3 separate regions of the Homo sapiens genome follow, and all the other regions are linked to region 3. A link is a loop called in an ENCODE intact Hi-C map of the cell type or tissue named here. Cell type or tissue: dorsolateral prefrontal cortex. All regions are shown on one strand.

What was found. Hi-C counts contacts between places; a loop is a spot of excess contacts. Peaks named below come from ENCODE experiments on the same cell type or tissue, not always from the same donor. Only the 100,000 strongest peaks of a DNase experiment are listed, where the experiment ranks them.
Region 1: it touches region 3 in a loop (5-fold over the local background); 16 of 110 quality-filtered maps call a loop at or near these places.
Region 2: it touches region 3 in a loop (2.5-fold over the local background); 34 of 110 quality-filtered maps call a loop at or near these places.

What each region holds. Positions count from the first base shown.
Region 1 is chr12:98,420,651-98,428,650 of GRCh38, reverse strand. No RefSeq gene overlaps it. Among named protein-coding and RNA genes, the nearest start is that of TRD-GTC1-1, 79 kb to the left of the region's middle. In dorsolateral prefrontal cortex, CTCF peaks have their summits at 3,422 and 3,632 (motif pointing left); a DNase peak (open chromatin) is centred at 3,670.
Region 2 is chr12:98,721,601-98,729,600 of GRCh38, reverse strand. APAF1 (apoptotic peptidase activating factor 1) reads right to left here. Exons shown (of 27, transcript NM_181861.2): 23 at 6,289-6,408; 24 at 5,837-5,962; 25 at 4,061-4,186; 26 at 2,285-2,428. Among named protein-coding and RNA genes, the nearest start is that of APAF1, 80 kb to the right of the region's middle. In dorsolateral prefrontal cortex, CTCF peaks have their summits at 3,377 and 3,584; DNase peaks (open chromatin) are centred at 3,549 and 4,010; H3K4me3 peaks cover 977 bases; H3K27ac peaks cover 3,971 bases.
Region 3 is chr12:98,995,185-99,003,184 of GRCh38, reverse strand. The region is part of intron 17 of ANKS1B (ankyrin repeat and sterile alpha motif domain containing 1B); the gene reads left to right. Among named protein-coding and RNA genes, the nearest start is that of APAF1, 350 kb to the right of the region's middle. In dorsolateral prefrontal cortex, CTCF peaks have their summits at 4,073 and 4,283 (motif pointing right); no DNase peak of the experiment used is centred here; H3K4me3 peaks cover 475 bases; H3K27ac peaks cover 1,921 bases.

The DNA.
Region 1 (8,000 bases), 570 kb after region 3:
GAGCCAGAATTCTTGAGTTCAAATCCCAGCTCTTCTAGATGTTAAGCTTTGAACAAATTATTTAACCTCTCTGTGCCTTAATTTTCTTATCTCTAAAACGGGGATGGTAATAGTTTTAGGGGTGTTAACATCTATAAAACTTAGAATAGTGTCTAGACACATGGTAATTACTCAGTAAAAATGTTAGCTATTGTTACTATTATTATTCTTTTTTTGAGACGGAGTCTCACTTGGTCACCCAGGCTGGAGTGCAGTGGCATGATCTCGGCTCACTGCAACCTCCACCTCCCAGGTTCAAGCGATTCTTCTGCCTCAACCTCCCAAGTAGCTGGGATTACAAGCATGTGCCACATCGCCTGGCTAGTTTTTGTATTTTTAGTACAGACGGAGTTTCACCATATTGGCCAGGCTGGTCTTGAACTCCTGACCTCGTGATCCACCCGCCTTGGCCTCCCAAAGTGTTAGGATTACAGGCGTGAGCCACCGCGCCCGGCTGCTATTGTTATTATTTTTATTTTTTGAGGCAAGCTCTCACTCTGTTGCCCAGGCTGTAGTGCAGTGGCACAATCATAGCCCTCTGTAACCTCCAACTCTTGGGTTCAAGTGATTCTCCTCCTTCAGCCTCCGAAGTAGCTAGGACTACAGGTGCACAGTACCACACCTGGATAATTTTGAAATTTTTTTGTAGAGATGGGGTCTTACTATGTTGCCCAGGCTTGTCTTGAATTCCTGGCCTCAAGCAATTCTCTCACTTCAGCCTCCCCAAGTGCTGGGATTACAAGTGTGAGCCACCAGCCCCAGCCTAATGAAAGCTTCTATTAAACTTTGAAAAAATCGGTGTCTTAGAGGTACTACTGAATATGCTGTAGATGAAAAAGAAAAAAACACAACAAAACCCAAAAGCCAAACCTTACTCAAACTAGCTTAATAATAAAGGATAATTCCTGGTACATATAAGGATGATATTAAAAATATTTAACAGCCACTACAGCATAGGTATTAACCAATTAGAGTAGGCATCTGAGTAATAAGAATGATGTGAATATAAATCATTCTGTTATAAAGATACATGCACATGTATGTTCATTGCAGCACTATTCACAATAGCAAAGATATGGAATCAACCCAAATGCCCATCAGTGATAGACTGGATAAAGAAAATGTGGTACATGTGTACCATGGAATACTATGCATCCATAAAAAGGAACGAGATTATGTCCTTTGCAGGGACGTGGATGAAGCTGGAAGCCATTATCCTCAGCAAACTAATGCAGGAATAGAAAACCAAATACTGCATGTTCTCACTTATAAATGGGAGCTGAACAATGAGAATACATGGACACAGGGAGGGGAACAACACACACTGGGGCCTGTCGGGGGAGGGGGAGGGGTGAGAGAAGGGCATCAGGAAACATAGCTAATGCATGACGGGCTTAATACCTAGGGGATGGCACACATTTACCTGTGTATCAAACCTGCACATCCTGCACATGTACCCCCGAACTTAAAATAAAATTAAAAAAAAAAAAAGAATGATGTCACCCATGGATGACAGGGATGGCTATTCCAGTGTGTACTGCTCAGTATATCTTCTTGGCTTCATGGAACTAAAATATCCATTAGTAGGGTCCCCTCAGGTGAGGCTTGATCTGGTAGCTCCATAATATTATGCCAAAAACTATTTATTATCTGCCCTGTCTTCTTTGCTATGACTTTCATCCTAAACCGAGTCCCCAGGTTGGCTGCCAGTGGCTTCTGAGGTTGTGTGCTTCAATATTTTTATTTAGCAAGAAGTAGGGATTGTCTCTCTGTGTCAGCATTTATAGCAAGAATCTTGAGTTTTCCCCTGATTAGAATGATTTGGGTCACATGCTCACCCTTATACCAACCGTGTTGGTGAGGGCCATGACTTGGTTGGTCAAGGTCTATGTCCCACCTGGAGTTGGGGGTCTAATCAGCTTTTCTGGTACCACTTGGATCCCCAAACAAGCATTAGGATACTACAGGGAAGGGGCGAGTGTGGATACTGAGGAAACAATCAACAAATATTCTCTGTATTAATGCAAAATATGTTATCAATAGATCTAACAAGAAAAACTACATGGTGATCTTATTGGATTAAAAGACATTCTATATAATAATTATTTTATGAATTAAAGAGTAAAATATTAATATCTCCAAAGAAAAGTGGGCAAAGTGTATAAATCTATCACTGAAAGAATACAACTGGTCAATAAAAATGTAAAAAAGCACATATAAGTTAGTAATCAAAGAAATAAAAGTAAAAATGTTTATTTCTGCTTTTTGCTTAATCAAATGGCTAAATTTTATGCAGGGAGTATAATTGTCCCACATAACCCAGTGAGCTTATCTGGGTGGCCTGGCCAAAGGGTAATTAGGACTCGGGGTCTTGCCCTTCTCTCAGTTGGAGGGGCAGTGCCCAAGCTCGTCTTCTCATGTAACTGGTGCTTTCATTCCCTGCCGAGGACATGTTGGCAATGGGCTGAAACATCCTACAGGCTCCAGAGTCCCTAGGTGCTGAGTGTCTGGCATTCTAAATAACTCTTGTAAATAGCAGGCAACCCTAAACCACACTGCTTGGTATACTGATAAGGCTGTTCTCTCATGCTTATCATAGAAGGAGGAAGAGCCAGCCAACATCCCTGATATGCCTCTTTATAGATTACAGGAGCAACTGCGGGGGGCTTTTGTCAAGCTGAACCTGGCCTTGAAAATTTCTTCTTTTTCCAATTAAGCTGATTCCCTAGCTCATAGCATGTGATATGAGATTTCACCCAAACCCTAGGGAATATTGTACACAAAATAAATATTAAAAAAAATGATATACTGGGGCAGGCGCAGTGGCTCAAGCTTGTAATCCCAGCATTTTGGGAGGCCAAGGTAGGCGGATCACCTGAGGTCAGGAGTTCGAGACCAGCCTGGTCAACATGGTGAAACCCCGTCTCTACTGAAAATAGAAAACTTAGCTGGGTGCGGTGGCAGGTGCCTGTAATCTCAGCTACTTCAGAGGCTGAGGCAGGAGAGTCGCTTGAACCTAGGAGGCAGAGGTTGTAGTGAGTCAGTATCGTGCCACTGCCCTCCAGCCTGGGTGACAGAGTGAGACTCCATCTCAAAAAAAAAAAAAAAAAATTGATATACTGAATGATGATGAAGTACAGGTGATGGATATTCTCATCTTGTCTGTTAGTCTAAAACTAATTGCAACCTTTTGCAGAAACAATTTATAATATGTTTAAAGGACTTTCAGCATATCACTTTTTAAAAAATACACTCATTAAATAGTAGGTTGATCACTATGGTCAATAATGTCATCCAGATTCCAAGGAAACTCAACAAAAGTATATAACATTGTACAGGAAATACTTTGGCTCTAAGATTAGAGTAAAAAATGTGTAATATTCTATTTCCTTCCCCTGGAGATTCTAGAAATTAGACACCCGCATTGTTATTGGTAAACTAGGTTAAAAACCTAGTGAATAACAAAAAAATCTGTCACTTGATGATTATGATTTTAATAGCAACCTTTAAAATATACATCTGGGCCCATCATCTGGCTTCAAGGACTAAAACTGTAACTTAAACATACAGTATAATGTGGTTCTGAACAGTGAGGCCATCTGGTGGCCGTCTGGAAATTTTCTGACACCCGGTGTCTGCATTCCTGACACTAAACCCCGTCTGGCCTTAAAAGTGAAGCTGCTGCACGGTCGTGAGAACCTGTGGTATTTCCTGAACTAAATCTTCTGGAATGAGTCCAAGATTTAACTGCCAAAGCCAAATTCCATTATACGTGAGGTGGTTAGTGTTGCAGAAGGGTTTCATGCTATATGGCTAGTCCGTGTCCAGCCCGTCACCTGTTCACAGACAGGCTTGTCTATAAATTGCCTTGTTGCAGTGGAAGGTCTTAAAACAAAAGATTCTGCTGGAAACATATAACATGGAGTTATATGAACCGAAGCAGGGCCATATGGGAAGGGCAATATTCAGAAATATATTTCTGAACCTTCCTTGTCTCAGTTTTTTGTGGATTACTTATAAAGAATATGGTCAGTTTCCAGAACACATATTAACCCCTGTGTGGGTAAAATAATAATGTTGTCAAGATGTGGTGAAGCACAGGTGAGTCCTGTTTTCTGAGAATCTCTTTTTCCCTGGACAAAGCTCTAGATAGAGATGATAATGTACTTGAGTTGTGTAATTATGACTTGAGTAGTGATAAGTAAATGTATCTTTGCTTAACAAAGATACATAAGTACTTGGAATATTGCCTTGACAATTTTATCTCTTCATGCTGCAAATTCACAACTCCTACTTGACTCTATCAATTAACTTTATAAATGTAACCTCTTTTCAATCATTCTTAAATGTGAGATGTAATTTTCCTTTTTAATTCTCAACTTGTCTCTTTCTTTTTGAGACAGGGTCTCACTCTGTTGCCCAGGCTGCAGTGCAATGGCATGTCCACGGCTCACTGCAGCCTTGGACTCCTGGACTCAAGCAATTGTTCTACCTCAGCCTCTTGAATAGCTGGGACCACAGGTATGTGCCACCATGCCTGGCTAATTTTTTTTTATTATTTATAGAGGCAGGGTCTCACTATATTGCGCAGGCTGGTCTCCATCTCCTGGGTTAAAGTAATCCTCCTGCCTCAGCCTCTCTGTCATGCTCAGGGCCAGGTTCCAGCGCCAGCTGAGGGCTGAGGGGTATGGGCGGATGTGGGCAGGAAAGTGGAAGAACACTCAAGAAACAGCAGGTAGATGAGACATGGCTTTATTCAGCAGCCCCTCACAGGGTCAGTGTTACATTTATACCTACACAGACATTAGTGACTGAGAGCCAGGTGGGGAGCTTCTCTATGTTGTGTCTACATGGCTATGATTGTATGAGACATGGGAGTGTGCGCGTGCACCCCAATCCCTCTGAGTCATTTAGGCTGTTTACCTTGGCCTATGCCTGCTGCCCTATGCCTGCTTGGCTACAGCACAGCCATGTTCCTTACACTCCATCCTCTAGGCCAAGGGGATCCTCTTGGTGGGGACCTGTGCACATATGGCAGTACCCTGGACCCATAGGCCACAGCAACCACACAGAGAGCAACAACCTACCAGGAATATCCTGCTATGCTACTTATGATTATGAGAGCCCAACATAGGCCAGAGCCCAAAAGACGCCCACCATCTCTGTAGGGGGTCATCAGTAAGGTGCTCAATTGCCTTAATCTCCTATGACACCCCTTGCAAAGCTGCCGTTACATTCCAGTGGTTTTCAGGGATAAATGTACAACATTGTGTCCCTACAAGGCACAGGGGCCACCTATGTCCTTGCATGTCTAAGGCTATGTCTAAGGCCATCGTGTTTTGCAGCACCACCTTCCTGACCTGGTCAACTTCATTAGTTAACAAAAGGAGAGCAACTTGGGTGTAATTTAGGGCCCCAGCTGTGTGCTCTGCAAAGGCTGTAACCTGCTTTTCCAAAGTAATGACACCTGCTCCAGGGATACGTATTGCTAAGGGATAAAACCACCAGGGGGTGCCCTGCACTCAGAAAAAGTGGGAATGCAGTGCCTCCCAATTATGTGGGCAACTAGGCAATGTGGGAAGCATGATGGCAGGCACATAAGGCCACCCCCAGGTACAACGTCCAGTCCAATTGGCTGGCAGATTTGGCCATCCTGTGTCCCCACAGACCCATAAATTCCCAGGGGGCACAAAGTCCATGGGGGCCCGGCCTTGGTAAGGTCGCTTGTTCCTCCACACCCTTGGTGTGGTGACACATGTTTTATTTGCACAAACCTCAGCAGGCAACCATCCTACAGTGACATTACCCCAGTGCTTCTCTATACATCATGGTACCTGCAATGGGGGCACTATGTGTTTCCCATTAACCAGCCCCATTCATCATGGACACTGCGAGTCAGCCAGGGGGCAGGCTCGCCATGGGGTTTGCCATGCCCCCATCCAAAGCCCACTGTGTTGCATCCCACGCATTGTCTGTGGGACCTCAAGTCTCTAGCTATGTCCGGTTCTTCACAGAAGCTGGATGCACATGCCAGGGCCAGCTGTCTGCAGCTGCTGCTGGAAGGGCGGTGCAGATCCAACAGTTGGAGACATTGGTCACCTCGGCGTAGGTGTGGGCCCAGTCTACGATGCTGTTGGAGCCGCCAATCTACCACTGGAATGACAAAACAGGCACAGGAACTAACAGGGCAAGTCACGTCCCTCAGGCAACATACAGGCTAACTTTTCATCTCTGGATAACGATGCAGCCACCAAGGGCTTCTGCCCTGGGTGATGAAACCACACCTTCTCGGCTCCCCGTGGTTCTTTTGGGTCTTGTACTTGTGCCAAAGTCACAGGAGAGCTCACAACAGGCCACACAGACAGTACATATATCCCCCCAAGGAGGGTCCCTTCCCTGGCTGTTCCCCTATGACGGTCAATCGTAGAGGCTACATACACATTAAATACCCAAGGAGTAACATGTAAGTCATACCGCAGGCCCTCCCCTAAGGGCTTGGAGGTTCCATGGCTGACACCAGGATTTCTGTTCCCCTGTCTTCAGGAGCACTGGGGCAGGCAACAATAGATTACTATTTGTCCCCATACTTGGCCGGAGGAGGTCATCCTAGATGTGTATAGATGGACGGGCATGGCGGCCTGGTGTAACAGTGCCTCCACCAGGGCTGGGCCGCCTTTCTGTGGCAACTCATTCAAAATTTGAAGCACCAGGTCCAACCTTGAACTCCAGCCCCGCAAAGATGGGGGAGTAACATGCTACCGTAACCCGTTCTTCAAGAGTCCATTATATCGCTCAATCAGTGGCTTGTGGGTTATAAGGAACATGAAACCCCCATCATATGTCCATCTGTAGTGCCCACTGTTATACCTGCTGTCCAGTGAAACGTGTTCCCCTATCACTTTCAACAGCCAGGGGTTGGCCATATAGAGCACATAAGTATTGCAGGGTTCAAATGGTGTGTTGCTGGTTAGCCACCCTGCAAGGGTAGGCAAACAACAAGCCAGAGGCTGTGTCTACAGCCGTCAGTGCATATGTGTAGCCCTGCGCTTTTGGAAGTGGCCCAATGTAATCTATTTGCCATCTGGTCAAGGGCATCCATCCTACCGTCACTCGCTGTGTTACAGTGGGCAGCTGTCTCCGTCTGGGGTATGCCTGGGCGCATGCCTGGCACTTCCGGCAGGCCTCCAAAGTGTCCTGCGAAGGCAAAGACAGACCCCAGTACCTACTGACCTGTTACATCAGTTCAGTACATCAGTTCAGAAACTGTCCCAGTTTCCTGTGTAGCCACAAAGCTACATCTTGTGTAGGTGCCGACTCTAACCATCAGACCTTGGCTAAGGCATCCGCCTCAACATTACAGGGGGTGGCCAAAGGCACATGACCTGACACATAATAGTTACCTATTTCTGATGACCTATTTCCCAGAGGTCTTGCCACATCGCTTAGCCCCAAATGGGCCAATCGCCTACAAGCCAATTCAGCAGCCCCTCACAGGGTCAGCGTTACATTTATACCCTACACAAACAATAGTAGCTGAGAGCCAGGTGGGGAGCTTCTCTGTGTTGTGTCTACTACCTCAGCCAGTAGTCACTTCATATATGCGGTGCCCCATATATGGGGGTGCTAAAAGCACTCTAGCCAAAAGCACTCGGGGGCGCTGAGCCCAGCACAAGATCCCTCATGTGGGAGGTAAAACGTTCTGGCCCCTGGATATTCAGATAAAACATAGCCTGTCACCTGCCCATCTCCCAGAGTACCTGCACCAAATCAGAATATGATTGCCATTTACTCACAATTTTTGATATCTCTCTGGCATCATTCCAAACAGTCCATATGGCTGCCATCAGCCACTCTATTAATGTCCACACCTTGCCCGTGTGCCAATGATTGGCACAGCTGCAGTGTCTGACGAAGGGAGGAGTGAGTTGTAATAGAGGCCAGCTTCTCCATCTCGGAGGCAG
Region 2 (8,000 bases), 270 kb after region 3:
GCCCAATATAGAGGAGTCCCCAGTCCCTGGGCCATGGACCGGTACTGGTCTGTGGCCTTTTAGGAACCCATCCGCAGAGCAGAAGGTGAGCGGCTGGTGAGTGAACATTACCACCTGAGCTTTGTCTCCTGAGAGATCAGTGGTGGCATTAGTTTCTCACAGGAGCAAGAGCCCTGCTGTGAACTGCACATGCGAGGGATCTAGCTTGTGCACTCCTTACGAGAATCTAATGCTGATGATCTGAGGTGGAACAGTTTAATCCTGAAACCATTCCCCGCTCCCCACTTCCTACCACCACCCCATCTGTGGAAAAATTGTCTTCCAAGGAAACCAGTCCCTAGTGCCAAAAAGGCTGGGGACCGCTGATATAGAGTATCATCTTCTACCACTTTTACAAGTAAACTGCTATTCAAAAGACTCACTTCAAGCATTCCCCTCCAGGTGAAGCCTCTGCTAACTCTCTGAGGTTGGTCTGGTCACTCCTCTCCTTTGTGCTTCCACCTCCCTCATGAAAGCATGTCCCAGACCCCTTCTAAACTTTAGGGACTTTATTGGTTTACCACCTGCTTCCCCCATAGACTGTAAGCTGCTGAAAGGCAGGAACCAAGCCATAAACATTGTGCCACAGAGCAGTAGCTTAGCACACACTGGACATTCAACACAGTCTTTTTGAGTGGATAGATAAAAGATACATCAAAAAAACACCAAAAATATGACCCTGAAGCACCACAACACATTCAAATTGCGGCCTCAATCACTAGTAAGTTTTAAAAAGCCAATTAGCTAGAGAAAGCAGAGGCAGAGACCTGGGTTTGAGTCCTGGCTTTTCTATTTACTAATTATGTAACTTTATTTTTGGTTTTTTTGTTTGTTTGTTTTTGAGATAGTCTCGCTCTGTTGCCCAGGCTGGAGTACAGTGGTGTGACCTTAGCTGACTGCAACTTCTGCTCCCCCGGGGTTCAAGTGAGTCTCACCTCTCAGCCTCCCAAGTAGCTGGGACTACAGGTGCCCGCCACAAAACCCAGCTAATTTTTGTATTTTTTAGCAGAGATGGCGTTTTGCCATGTTGGCCAGGCTGGTCTTCAACTTCTGACCTCAAGTGATCTGCCCGCCTTGGCCTCCCAAAGTGCTGGGATTACAGGTGTGAGTCACCACACCCGGCACTAATTATGTAACTTTAGGAAAGTTATAACCTCCATAGAAAATCATTTTCCTCATCTGTAAACCAAGAATGAAATTTAAGCCTCAAAAAGCTGGCTAGTAAGATGAGGGGAGTGAAGCGTTTTGTAAACTATAAAGCCATATACTGCTGCTATTATTATTACTGAAGAAATTTCAAAAATATGTTTTTTTAAAGATTTTCAACCAACATAGTTAATTGTGAATGACATGGAAAACAGAACTAAGTTAAACACCCAACTTGCTAGTCATTCTAATGCCCCAAGTTTAGTATGAGGCAGTATGACAGCTCTGGATTGAGGGCATCCCTGCCACTGTCACCAAAGCTTCCCCAAGATCTGAGGAAAGCAGTCTTGTGGATCTCAGTTTCATCACTACAAAATGGGGATAATAGTAACTGCCTTTTTTTTTCTTTTCCTTTTTATTTATTTTTTTAATTAATTAATTAATTAATTTATTTATTTATTTATTTTCTTTTTTGAGACAGAGTTTTGCTCTTGTTGCCTAGGCTGCAGTGCAATGGTGTGATCTCGGCTCACTGCAACCTTCACCTCCCGGGTTCAAGCGATTCTCCTGCCTCAGCCTCCCAAGTAGCTGGGATTACAGGCATATGCCACCACGCCCGGCTATTTTTTGTATTTTTAGTAGAGACAGGGTTTCGCCATGTTGGCCAGGCTGGTCTCAAACTCCTGACCTCAGGTGATCCGCCCACCTTGGCCTCCCAAAGTGCTAGGATTACAGGCGTGAGCCACCGTGCCTGGCTTTTAATTATTTTTTAAAGTTTTTTCTGGTTCTTTTTTGTTTTCAATATTTTTTTCTGTTCTTTTCTTTAGTTACTAAACTCATTTTACTGCCAGATTTTTTTTTTTTTTTTTGAGACAGGATGTCGCTCTGTCACCCAGGGTGGAGTGAAGTGGCGCAAGCATGGCTCAAAGCAGCCTTGACCTCACAGACTCCAGCGATCCTCCCACCTTAGCCTCCGGAGTAGCAGCCTTTTTACTCTGCTGGGTTGTAAAAGGCCCAACTGAGAAACAGGAAGTGAAAATAGCTTGGAAAGTATGATATAGGCTATTATTTTCTTTCACAGTTCTTGGGGAACTCTTACCTTAATATATCCTCCAGCAGAGATAAGCATTTTGCCATCTGGAGAAAAGCAAAGGTCAGTCACCCAGCCTCCATGGGTAGCAGCTCCTTCTTCTGAAAGCGGAGCACACAAATGAAGAAGCTCACCGTTTGAGACATTCCATATCTACATAAACATGATACACAATTCATTAACAGAGTTATCCAGAAGCTTCTCTGGTTTTAAAACATATATATGTCCATATATATGTATTCTAAAATTATTTTACTAGACTTTATTATAAACAACCCTAACACAGATACTAATATTGCCATTTATTTCCAGTGGCATTTAATATATAAGCAGTGCTCTAATTTTTCAAATAAAGGTACACCAGAATAAGAAAAAGAAACAGAGGCATAAATGGTAAAAGAAAATTAAACAATCATTTGTAAATCTCTCCCTAGAAAATCCAAGAGAACCGAATGGAAAAACTCATTAGAAACAGTTCAGTAAGGTAGTACATATACAAACAAAAATCAGTAACTTTCCTATATTCTGAATAATCAGGGAGAAAAAAATTTTTTTAATGTACCAACAAAAATTTTTAAAATAACACAATTTTAATGGAGACAACTTTTTCCTGCAGTGGTTGAAAAATGAAACACCGCCTCATAACTGGGAAAGGAGCACTTTCATCCAAAGACGCGAACTCAGAGCAAAATGAACATTTCCAAAGCAGCCCTGCCACTTCAGCTGACACACATTTATGTGACTGGTAGAGAGAAGGTTGGTTACTTAGTCCTCAAGAAGAAGAATCTTAATTTCCCTGGAAAGCCCATCTGATAACACCTCTGTTCCTGCAAACTGTATACTCTCCTAGTCTTCTGCACTATATACCTGTTCCTGGAGTTTTAGATCCTCCTTTGTAATGAAAGGGGGAAAACCCCATCTTCCTCATCTACACTGGTTACCAAAGTAGTCATCCCAATACCCAAACTTTTCCAATCGGCTCCCCAATTCTTCTGACACAACTAGGTCAACTGACTCCTTTTCCATAATTTCTAATCTTTCAGCATGCAATTCTTTCCATATGGTACTATATTTCCACAGACACAGAGAACAACATTCTAAGCCTCCTAAAAAGATTGTTTTCTAAAAGTCAAAATTATATATCTAAAAAAAATAGATTGTTTTCTAAATAAAATTGGCATGGTTTGTATGTATATCTTAAGCACTGCAGGGTAATAAAAACTGGCCTAGCATGCAGACTGTGACTCAATTAGGAGCCCTTCGCTGCCCCACAATGACGGAAATGTGAACCTCTGCACTGTTTAACAGGCAGGCAGTCCACAGAGGACTGCAACAAACCACACTGGAAATGGCTATCAAATGGGTATAGTGCTAAAGAGATCTTTTCTTTCAGCACAGAAAAAGCAGAATTTGCAATTCATTTATAATCCAGACCATAATTTACAAAATTATTTTCCTCAAATTCTGCTACCAAAAACCTTTGGTTCAAGTCCAAGAATTAAGATGAATCATTCTCAAGCTAATGGCAGAGAATGAACTACAAATGACTAGAGCACTTGCTTCCTCACATATACAGGGAATGCTTCACTCTAACTCTAAAATGAATCCGTTTCTGCAGTGGAGTGCAGCTGTGAATACAATGTGCACAAGAAACAAAAAGAATGCCTCATCCAACCACAACTTCAGGACTATGCTTCCCTGGCCCGTGAACAAAGGTCCCCACTGTGAACAGTGCTAGCCCAAGCTACAAGAAGAGCAGTGCTCTCATGTCAGCAAACAGCCTACCCTGATTTCTCCATTGTCATCTCCCGTTGCCAGCAGGGTACTGTCCACAGAGAAGGCAGAGCAGCGCACACAGCCGTTGTGGCCCCTCAATTCATGAAGTGGCAAAAGGAGATCAAAACTCCAGATCTGGAAGGCAATTAGGATTGTTTAGCAATGCTATAAACACTCAAAATAAGCATCTGCCTTGATTGCTATTCAGCCATAAATTCAATCACATGGACATTCTAATATCTGGCAATTCATAAACTGTCATGAGATGCCCAAGTTCCAGCATGCAACCTTGTTAATTTTTCTGAGTTTCCCTTTATTTACTCAAGTTAAATTCAGCTCAAGGATCAATGTCACTCCTTCCTTAATTTAGACCTAGACAGAAGAACACTGAATCAGCTAAGAGCAGTCTGTGGAGTGAAGCAGACCTGAATGTGAGTGCTAGCTCCACTGTTCACTAGATTCTTGTGACTAGGACAACTCATATAAGCTTCTATAGCTTCAGACACGGCATCTGTAAAATGAGGACAATTGTACCTATGATGTGAAGATTAAATGAGATTATAGAGAGTGAAATTACTAGCATGTGACAAGTAATCTTTAAATGTTAGTCACTATACTAGCCTACTTCTTGGCAGCCAAATGCTATTTTTTTTTTCTTTCAATATTGTCTCATGGTTTTGTCAACATCATTTAGCAACCACATACTGAAAACTACCAAGTTCCAAGCGCTGTGAGCTAAGAACTAGTGGTACAAGAAGATAAACTAGCTACAGTCACTATCCTTGAAAAGTTTATAGTTTAATCACAAAGACAGGCTCACGAACAGTTAGTGAACAGTTGTATGAAGTAAATGTTCTAACAAATGAATAAAATGTAATAGAAACACTGGAGGTAGAGCAGCTAACCTTGCTTGAGGGTCAGGAAACGCTTCAGAAGAGCTGCCATCAAATCTAGGTCTAGAAAGATGAGTCATAATGCTTCAAGGTAAAAGAGTAGAAGGTTTATCAAACCAAAGTTAGCAGCATGCACAAAAAGATGAAGTTGGAAAGTAGGCTGGCACAGAGGAAACAATATAGCAGAAAAAGATGGTGAGGAGCTAAGTGGTTGGCCTATAAACCGTTAGGTAATAGGTGTTTCAACAAGGGACACAGGCAGTGGTATGGAAGATAAAGTGGAAGAGGTGCAGACCAGAGGCAGGATGCTGGGACAGTTCACCAGTGGAGGAGGAGGAAAGCATGCTCTTCAGGGTGGTGACAAAGAGGAGAAGATAACTCTAAGATGCACTAAAGAGTCATCAACAGAGCACAAAAGACAGGATACAGCCCTGACAATTCCAAGGTTTATAGTTTGGAAAGACTGGTAGAAGGAGAAAAAAGGAGAGAAGAGAGTACTTGAGGTCCCCCACCAAGCAGCATCATTCACCAGAATGTGATTTTAGACACACGTCAATTATATTACATTAATTATATTAAAATTGTATTGTCAGTGTATAATTAAATGTAAATGCTTTTCAATGATTTTTATTGCCTACAATATGCAGTAGAGGTTGCATTTGATTAGTTATAGACAAAAAGTAATCCATAAGGGAGAAATCAGAAGTCCTCAATGTATTTCATTTCATTCATTTGATACCAACTAAATGCCAATGGGCATCCTCCAAAAGATCACAAAATATGAAACAGACATGTAGAGAGCAACTGTTATGTCCTTTTGCATATATTATTTGAACTCATTATACATAACCACTACCAAAGTTTTATGCATGGTTTCAATTGATTGACCTACCTTTGCAGTCTTGTCAGCAGAGGTAGATGAAAACTTGGTAGCATCGTGAGAAATGTCACAAGAAAGTACTGTACCCTGGTGACAGACAAAGTCTTTTTCTTTATTTCCAGTAATAATATTCCATACCTTAAAAAAAAAAAAAAAACACTTGGAGGTTGACACTTTTAAGAACATTTTATATTAAAAAGCATAATCAGCTACAAGACAGGTCTATAAAACAAGAGTTTTAATACACTGGCTGTTCTGACCCCTTTACTTTAAATGTGACTAACAGTATAAATGCTCATTAAACACAGCAGATGTAGGTGACTGCAATTAACAGAAAACAAGCATGAGAAAAATTAAAAATTTTTAAGTAAGTAATTAGCCTCACAGTGGCTTTTGACTGTCTCAATATAATCATTGCAATATGAGAATACTTTTTCAAAAAACAAATTTATACTTTAAATTACCTTCACTGTTCCATCAAATGACCAAGAAAGCAGTCTTGAATTTTTCAAGAGTCTAAAGTCTTTCACTGTTTCCTGATGGCCTCGTAGAAAGATACATTTGTCCAATTGCCAATTCCATACCTGAATATCAAAGAAATAAGTCTGTTATAATCCTCCCCCGATCCTATCTCATTGGAGGGGTGGAGAGAGTGTACATTCTCTTGTCTAAAGTCTTTTACTCACATGGCATTTCAGTAAAACAGAGAGGAATAAGAGAGAAGACTGTGGTGTCCACATTTTACAGACAGAAGCTGCGGTTATGTAAATTGACTAGGGGCAAAATAAAATACTTTTCCTCCTAAATAAAATTTGTTTTCTTCAGTTGCTTGGAGAACAGTTAATTATACCAGAAGATAGAAAAAAAAAAACACACAATATGCCAGTGAGCTCACCATCTGATTAAATTTTCCTGAGAAAATTATCCTAATTACATAGTCACAGATTTCTGAACCTACAAGCTGGGGAAGTCTACAGATCCTGGCCCCACTGAAGCTGGCCTGGGAAGGCCAGTTGATCAAAGCAGCTTCAAACCAAAACACAAGAGTTCCCAAGCTTCAAATATCTCAGCTATCCCCCATCGCAATCCTCAAAATGACGGAAGTGAGAAGGCATTGTTTTTCATGTGGAGCTTCAGGAGGAGCTCCTCAGACATAAGGAAAGGGGTGGGGGGAATGAAATAACATGAGTAACTAGCACAAAATATGCATACAAACGTATCTGAGACACAGAGGTACACAGAAGTTTATTTTTATGCTATGTCTATGTAAAGGACATTTCTTAATTACTAAAAGCAACTGTATTTAGAGCTTTATTAATACTTGACTTCAAATTAACTTATTTAATAAATGTCTATTTAGTACCTATATGCAAGGCAAATAGGAATCAAACAAGGATCTAGCATAAAGAAACTTAAGAGTTTAGCAAAGAAAATGAGAAATACAACAACAAACCCAAAAAGTCCTACAATAGAAGATACAATGATAGAGATAAAAGTTCTGTGAAACTCAAAAAAAGTAATTCCTTAGAGAAAATTTGGAGATAGCACATTCAAAGTAGGCTTGAGGAATGGGTTTAAAGTGTGATTCACAAACTGAGAAGGGTTCTTCAAAGGGAATAAATGTTGGAGTTAAAGTATAGGAGCAGGGAAACGTGAAAAGGGACCTGCTCATGAGTCCATCTGACTAGAGCATAGGAGACGCAGAAGAAACAGAAGAGAAAAAAGGTTGGGAAGGTATCCAAAGAAACAGCCCCGTGGGCCTGATGAAGCTAAAATTCTGAGGTATGGGAAAACAGGCCAGCTCCAAAAGAATAAAAAGATAAAGAAAAAGCAGCCACAACTACAGGTATGCACATGAGTAACATTCTGAGTCTAGCTTTTTATTGGCCAATGCTAAACAGCAGAAATATCTTTAATCAGACCTAGGCAAAATCTTAAAATAAATGACATCTCTTATTCCCCTTTTTTTTACTTCTTTTTCCACCACATTTAGCAGTCGTCCTCCCCAACAAGCCCTGGCTTTCAGATCTCTCATCTTCTGCCTCAGAATGCTCATTCACAGAAGCAGGATATCAGGAGCATGGGGTCTTGTATGCAAGCAAGAGAACTTTAGAAGACGAACTGGAAGTGAGAGTAATTCTAAAGAGAATGAATTAGTAATTTTCATATTTTAAGA
Region 3 (8,000 bases):
ATAGAACAGAATCAGGAGCCCAGAAATAGACCCACGTATATATGATCAATTGATCTTTGACAAGGGTGCCAAGAATATACAATGGGCAAAAGATGGTTTCTTTAACAAATAGTGTTGAGAAAACTGGCTCTCCAACTGCAAAAGAATGAATTTGGATCCATATCTTACACTGTACACAAAAATCAATGCCAAGTAGATTAAAAACTTAAATGTAAGACTTGAAACTGTGAAACCACTGGGAGAAAGCATAAGGGAAAATCTTCATGACATTGATCTTGGCAAGGATTTCATAGATATGACACCAAGAGCACAGCGACAAAAGCATAAATACGCAAATGGGACTACATCAGACTAAAACGCTTCTGTGAGCAAAGGAAACAACAGAATGAAAAAAACTACCATAGAATGGGAGAAAACATTTGCAAACTATGTAATGGAGAAGGGGTTAATTTCTGAAATATACAAGGAACTCTTAAAACTCAAGAGCAAAAATACTAATAACCTAATTAAATCGGGGCTCAAGACCTGAAAAGACATTTTTCCAAAGAAGACATACAAATGGCCAACATGAATGTGAAAAGATGCTCAACATCACCTAATCAGGAAACTGTAAATCAAAACCACAATGAGATATCACCTCACATCTATTAGGATGGCTATCAAAAAGCCAATGTTCTCATCACAAAAAAAAAAAGAGAGATAAGTACATGAAGTGTCGGCTATGTTAATTAGCTTGATTGAATCATTTTACAATGTATGCATATATCAAAACACCATGTTGTACGCTGTAAATATATACAATCTTTGTCAACTATGCTTCAGGCTGGGGGAAGCTGGGGTTTAACAGACAAAAAGCTCCGAGGAAAAGAGAAAAGTGTTGGTGAAGTTGTGGAGACATTGGAACCCTTGCATACTGTTTGTGGGAATGCAAAATGGTGCTGTTGCTATGGAAAATAGTATGGCAGTTCTTCAAAAAGTGAAGAACAACACTGCTATATAATAAAATCAATCCCACTTCTGGGTCTATATCCAAAGGAAAGTAAATAAGTATCTTGAAGAAATATCTGTATCCCCATGGTCATTGCAGCATTATTCGTAATAGTCAAGGTATGGAAACAACCTAAGTGTCCATCACAGGTGAATGGATAAAGACAATATGTATGCATAAAAAGAAAATCTTATTCAGTCTTTAAAAAAAGAAGAAAATCCTGCCATTTGCAACAACATGGATGAATCTGAAGGACATCATGCTAAAAGAAATAAGCCAAATGAAGAAAGATAAATACTGTCTGATTCTACTTATATGTGAAATCTAAAAAAGTTGAACTCTTAGAAACAGAGAGTAGAAATTGGTTACCAGAGATCCAGAGGTAGGAGAAATAGATGTTGAGCAAAGGATGTAAACTTTCTGTTGTAAGATGAATTAAGTTCTAGGGATCCAATATTAGTACAGCATGATAATTACGGTTAATAATACCATACTGCATGCTTGAAATTTGCTCAGAAAGTAGATATTGTATGTTCTCACCACACACACACAAATGGTAATTATGTGAGATGACAGATGTGTCAATTAACTGGATTGTGGTAATCATTTCACAACTTAAATTATCACATAGTATACCTCAAATATATACAATTTTTGTCAATTATACCTCAAAAAAGCTGGGAAAAATTAAAAATATTGAAAACATAGAACTACCAGATGATCCAACAATCCCACTTTTCGGTATTTATCTAAAATAACTGAAACTGGGGCCTGGCATGGTGGCTCATGCCTATATTCCCAGCACTTTAGGAGGCTGAGACAGGAGGATCGCTTCAGTCTAAGAGTTTGAGATCATCCTGGGCAACATAGTGAGACCTCGTCTCTACAAAAAATAAACAAAAATTAGCTGAGCATGGTGGTCTATACTCCCAGCTACTCAGGAGACTGACGTGGGAAGATCACTTGAGCCCAGGAGATTGAGGCAGCAGTGAGCCGAGATGGCGCCACCACTCCAGCCCGGGCAACAGAGCGAGACCCTGTCTCAAAAAAAATAAACACAAAAAACTAAAATCAGGATCTCAGAAATATTAGTATCCCACTGTTCACTGCAGCACTATTCAAAAAAAACAAGATGTGGAAATAACCAAAATGTTCATCAATGGATGAATACGTAAATTGGAATATTATATACACACACACATGCACGCGCGCACACACACACACACACAGCGGAATATTACTCAGCCTCAGCCTTTAAAAAGAAGAAAATGTTGACATATATAATAGGAATGAAACTTGATGACATTATGCTAAGTGAAATAAGCCAGTCACAGAAGAACAAATACTGCAAGATTGCACTTTGAGGAGGTATCTAGAATAGTCCATTTCACATAATGCGAGAGTAGAATAAATGGTGGTTACCAAGGACTGGGGTGCAAGGATGGGAAATTGCTAATCAACAGGGGTGAAGTTTCAGTTATGCAAGATGAATAAATTCTAGGGATCTGCTGTACAACCTGTGCCTCTAGTTAACAGTATTGTATTATGCACACAATTTTTAAGAGGGTAGACCTCATGTTGTGTTCTTATCACAGCATAATAAAATTTTCTTTAAAAAAGAAGGCCCTGGCCGAGCACGGTGGCTCATGCCTGTAATCCCAGCACTTTGGGAGGCCAAGGCAGGAGGATCACTTGAGGCCAGGAGTTCTAGACCAGCCTGGCCAACATGGTGAAACCCCGTCTCTACTAAAAGTACAAAAATTAGCCAGGCATGGTGGTGGGCACCTGTAATCCCAGCTACTCAGGAGGCTGAGGCAAGAGAATTGCTTGAACCCGGAGGGAGAGGTTGCAGTGAGCTGAGATTATGCCACTGCACTCCAGCCTGGATGACAGAGCAAAACTCCATCTCAAAAAAAAAAAAAAAAAAAGGAAAAAGAAAAAGAAAAGAAAAGAAGGCCCTTCACCTGACTTCTCTGAAGCCCTTCACTACCCTCCCCTATCTCTATAGTCCATTCTGTTTGTCACTATTTTTGTTGTTGTTCATGTACATTATTTTTTTCTGCCTTTTCTATTTTTTCCTTACTCTCCTCTCTGTTTCTCTTCTTCCTTTCCTCTTCTTCTACCCACCCGTTTCTTAGCATTTTACTGGACATTCCAACATAAGAAGAGGGATTGGGCTTTATTCTTGTAAACTGAAATTTTTCCTATCTTGGCTTCTAAAGAGTTAGGAAGAGATCATCACTCTCGTAAAATTTGCAGTGTGAAATTTCAAGCCCCAGAGAATATCCACCTAGCCTCCTTCACACTGTGGGAGAAGAGAATGAAACGAGAATTGTTAGGAGAAGCAGTTGTAGCCACTGCGTGTTTCCCCTGGTTATAGTCAACCCAAGCCATGCAGACTTGGAGAGCCCAGCCCAACCACATGCCCTTCACACGCGGTGCCGGCTGGAAAGCACCAACCTTGTAGCCCGATGCATCCCATCTGCTGAACAGTTAGTTTACTAGGAGAAGACAACCAGCTCTTAGGTTAGAATAGCAGAAACTTTTCCATTCCCCTTAGATCCTGACTTTTTTCTTTTGATACCTAATAAATCATAGATATAAAGAGTTAACCTTTGGCCTAGAATCAGGGTTTACTAAAGTTTGGTATTTTATAACCTTTTGCAAAAACATAAAGTATCCTTTCCCAGAATATTTGCTATTTATCTGACCCAAATCCCAATGTAATATACGTAACATCTGTCATCACCACCAAGATGCGGAGACCCAGTTGGTTCAGCAATGGGAAACAGAATGACCAGGGCACGCTGTAACCACATAAGCTACTTTGCTCCAAAAACAAAATTGATTAGAAACGCCAGTTTGTGTGCCCACAGATTTATATTGAATACAAAGGTCAAGCTGCTAATGTAGCCCCTTGGCTGTGCTCTGCAGAGTTCCCTAGTCTTGCTCACCGAAAGTTGACTCTGCCATGAATGCAGATGAATTGCTGCAGTTTACCTTGCTCACTGACTTTCACAGGAAATTTAAAGCTCCAGTTGCACGGTGTATCTCAGCAGCCAAATGTTTAACTCTGCCTGTGCTTTTCTAGATGCAGCAGTGTGCTAGTTGGTAAGTATTTGGTGGGCAGGGACTTCCCTTCAAGGACTTAGGGACAGCTTTGTCTGCTGAAGATTAACAATTACTATTTCTATTATGACCCACAAAGAGATTATAACCACTGATTTTACTTTAAGGCCTATCTCAGCAATTAACAATTTAGCAATAGTAAAGTGTAGGGATCATGCAATAAATGAAAAATCCACTAGGTGGTTCTAGTGTTCTTCTAACCAGAAATGAGCAGTGTTAACGAGCTCGTTCCATCACTTCGTATCCCAAAGGCAAAGCAAAATATAAAAACGAACATGATTTTTGTTATTTAACATTCATTCTAGATTATATGTGAATATATTAGTATATGCAGTGATTGCTCAGAGACTAAGCTTCTCTAGAGTGCTGAGGATTTTTTTCTGCCTCTTTTTTACATAGACACATGAAGGCTACATTTCAACCTTTTAACCTTATTTTTATGGTTAATAAAACATTAATTTATGTACCTAAGCCCTTATGGCACATAGACCACCATTTTATCACCACTCATTTGTCAATGTCCCTCATATAAGGACACAAGCTTTCAAATGAAGAAATATGTTGTCTTACTTGCAGCTTTTCTCCAACTTAAAGCAATACAGTTCTCATTTATAAAATGCTCAGTCATTGGTTTCATTAATATTTTCAGTAACCTTATTTAAATTTGATCCAGGTTTACATGTTCCTCTTAGAAACCTTATTAGAAAATGTCTTATGGTTTAGAATATAATAATAATATATAAGTAAACCTAACTTTTTAAATGTGCTTAAGTCACCCTGGCTCCAAAAGTAATCTCAAAGTCTTAATCCCTTGTCATATTTCCCTTCAAATCCTCCAATTCCAGTGTCTTTCTGGTTAATTACAATTATCATGAAGTGTCAGATGTCTTCCCCCAAAGCAGTCTGGGTAAATTCCCACAGTGCCAGACACAGTGCTGAATTCTCAGAACAGATGACAGTTGTTCCCTTCCTGCCACATTGGAAAAGTGGCACAAGGACAGGTTATACATGGAACACCAGACAAATATCCATTCGCCCTTGAAAAGGTTCCAAACCAGAAGACAGGCCAAGGCAGTATTCATGAACATTATCAGGGGTAATTAAAATGACTGCTGGTTTTTATTCTAAGAGAAAAGAAACATGACAAAAAATGAAATAAATGCAAGCTCTAAAGAACCTTGAAATGAACCATTTTAACAAAGAAATTAGGAAAATCTTAACAATAATTATTTACATACATTGAAAACATTTAAGTGTCCGAAGATTGAACACAAATGTAGCTCTCTGAGGTGGCAGGAATCATAAACACTAGGCACTTTCTAAGTGCTTGTTGGTTACTTACTATTCCAGTTAAATGTTTAAAAATTTTGAAGCCTGGGCCAGGCGCGGTGGCTCATGCCTGTAATTCCAGCACTTTGAGAGGCCGAGGCAGGCAGATCACGAGGTCAAGAGATCGAGACCATCCTGGCCAACATGGTGAAACCCCATCTCTACTAAAAATACAAAAAATTAACTGGGCACACCTGTAGTCCCAGCTACTTGGGAAGCTGAGGCAGGAGAACCGCTTGAACCCAGGAGGCAGAGAGTGCAGTGAGCCAAGATCACGCCACTGCACTCCAGCCTGGTGACAGCAAGACTTGTCTCAAAAAAAAAAAAAAAAAAATTGCAAACACTGGGAAGATGGTAATTTTTAATATTTAGTTTTTTAATGACAAATTATAATTCTTGTTTTATTTAACTCAAGCAACTCATCAATATACGGAATACAAAGTGAAAGGATCTCCTTGCTATGTTCCTACTGCCTTCTACCTGCCCAATCCTGGTCCCCAGTGAAAGAGATAACCTTTTACCAATAGCTTGGTATATATCCTTTTAGTAATTTTATATGGCTGTTAGCATACATGGTACACTTTTGGTATACTGATGGGTATATTTGGGGTAAAATTTTATAGTGTTTTTTGCATATTTCTTTTAAATAAAAATCAGAATATATTGTCTATGTTGTTCTAGTCCTTGCATTTGCTCACTTAATTTTTAGTAAACATCTATCCAATCAGTAAATCTATAATCTGGTTAAAGCTATGACTAACATAGCCCATCTGAAAGTAGTGTGAGAGGTAAACAAATACTACCCAGCAACCAAACAGTAATTCCAACACTATCTCAAGGTCTTTACTTCAGTTATCAACAAACACTGGGAAGTGTTCATCATTCACATGGTAATTCTTTTTTTTTTTTTTTTTTTTTTTTTTTTTGAGATAGAGTCTCGCTCTGTCACCCAGGCTGGAGTGCAGTGGTGGGATCTTGGCTCACTGCAAGCTCCGCCTCCCGGGTTCATGCCATTCTCCTGCCTCAGCCTCCCAAGTAGCTGGGACTACAGGCGCCCACCACCATGCCCAGCTAATTTTTGTATTTCTAGTAGAGATGGGGTTTCACCATGTTAACCAGGATGGTCTGGATCTCCTGACCTCGTGATCCACCTGCCTCGACCTCCCAAAGTGCTGGGATTACAGGTGTGAGCCACCACACCCAGCTGGTAATTCTTAATACCTTCTTTCTGAACCAATCTGGCCAGCAGAACCCTCTCTGAAGAGCTGTGGAGGGGAAGAATCTGGGTGGATAGACTCTTTTCAGTGGGGTGAAGAGGAGAAGTGCTGGGAACACTCAGACACTAATGTATTTTGTCCTCATATATATGACATTGGAAATTTAAATTCCTTGCATGAAAAGCAAATCTTTTCATCTTCCCATGCTCAGAGACACTGAAGGTTCTTGTGTAGCTACTGATTCACATCCAGAGTCCCTTCACGATGATGACAGTAATTCGTGAATGTTTATTCCCTTTCCTCTTCAACTTGGAAACAGTTTGACCCTTTCAGGTCTTTCTTTTAAGCTTGGTAAGGTGGAACTAGCATAATTTAGTGTAGGGCTAATTTTTCCCCACCGAGTCAAAATTCTTCTGAATATTCTACCCAATGTCCCATGAGTTATGATTTGGGGACAGGAACTATTCCAGCCCCAGATGAGTTCCAGCAATTGTTCCCTCTAGTCCTTCGGTAGTTCTTTCCCCAGCCATGGCTAGTTTCTGCACATGTATATACTAATCTGTTTTCCTCTGATGATTCAAGGGAACCCTCTGACTGTCTGTGAAGCTCTTTCTCGCTCCCTGTGCAGAGTACTCTTGTCCTCTTCCCTGTACTCTGATTGCATTGGTCTCCCTGGACTCTCAGTGCTGTGTTCCAACTGCAGGCTGCAGGGGTCAGGTATCACCTTCCTGAGCATCAAGCCTGGGAACTCTTTCTCTCGATTATAAAGTGGGGCAACTATATGGTTCCTCGCAGGGATCACTGCCTTTCATTCCATGAAGTCCAATGTCTTACAATCCATTGTTTTACATATTTAGATACATTTTTTAGTTGTTCTACATTGGATGGTAAATCTTTTCCTCTTACTCCATCTTAGCCAGAAACTAGAGTCCACCCATTGAGAACCACTGGCCTGCTAATCAAAAGTTCCAGAGCCTGAGAACCTGGGTTTCATTCCAATTCTGCTACTTAATTGCCGTAGAACCTTTGACAAGTCATTTAGCGTTCTTACACAGAGTTTACTCTCTTTTTTTTAATTTTTTAAATTTTTTTTAGTAGAGATGGGGTTTCACCATGTTGGCTAGGCTGGTCTTGAACTCCTGACCTCAGGTGATCCATCTGCCTTGGCCTCCCAAAGTGCTGGGATTACAGGCGTGAACCACCATGCCTGGCCAGCTTCCATATTTTTAAAATTAGGGCAATAATAGTATTCCATAGGTTGCTTGTAATAATTAAATATGTTAATACAGGGCATATGTTTAAAACAGTCTGGTACATGGTAAGACTCAATATATGTC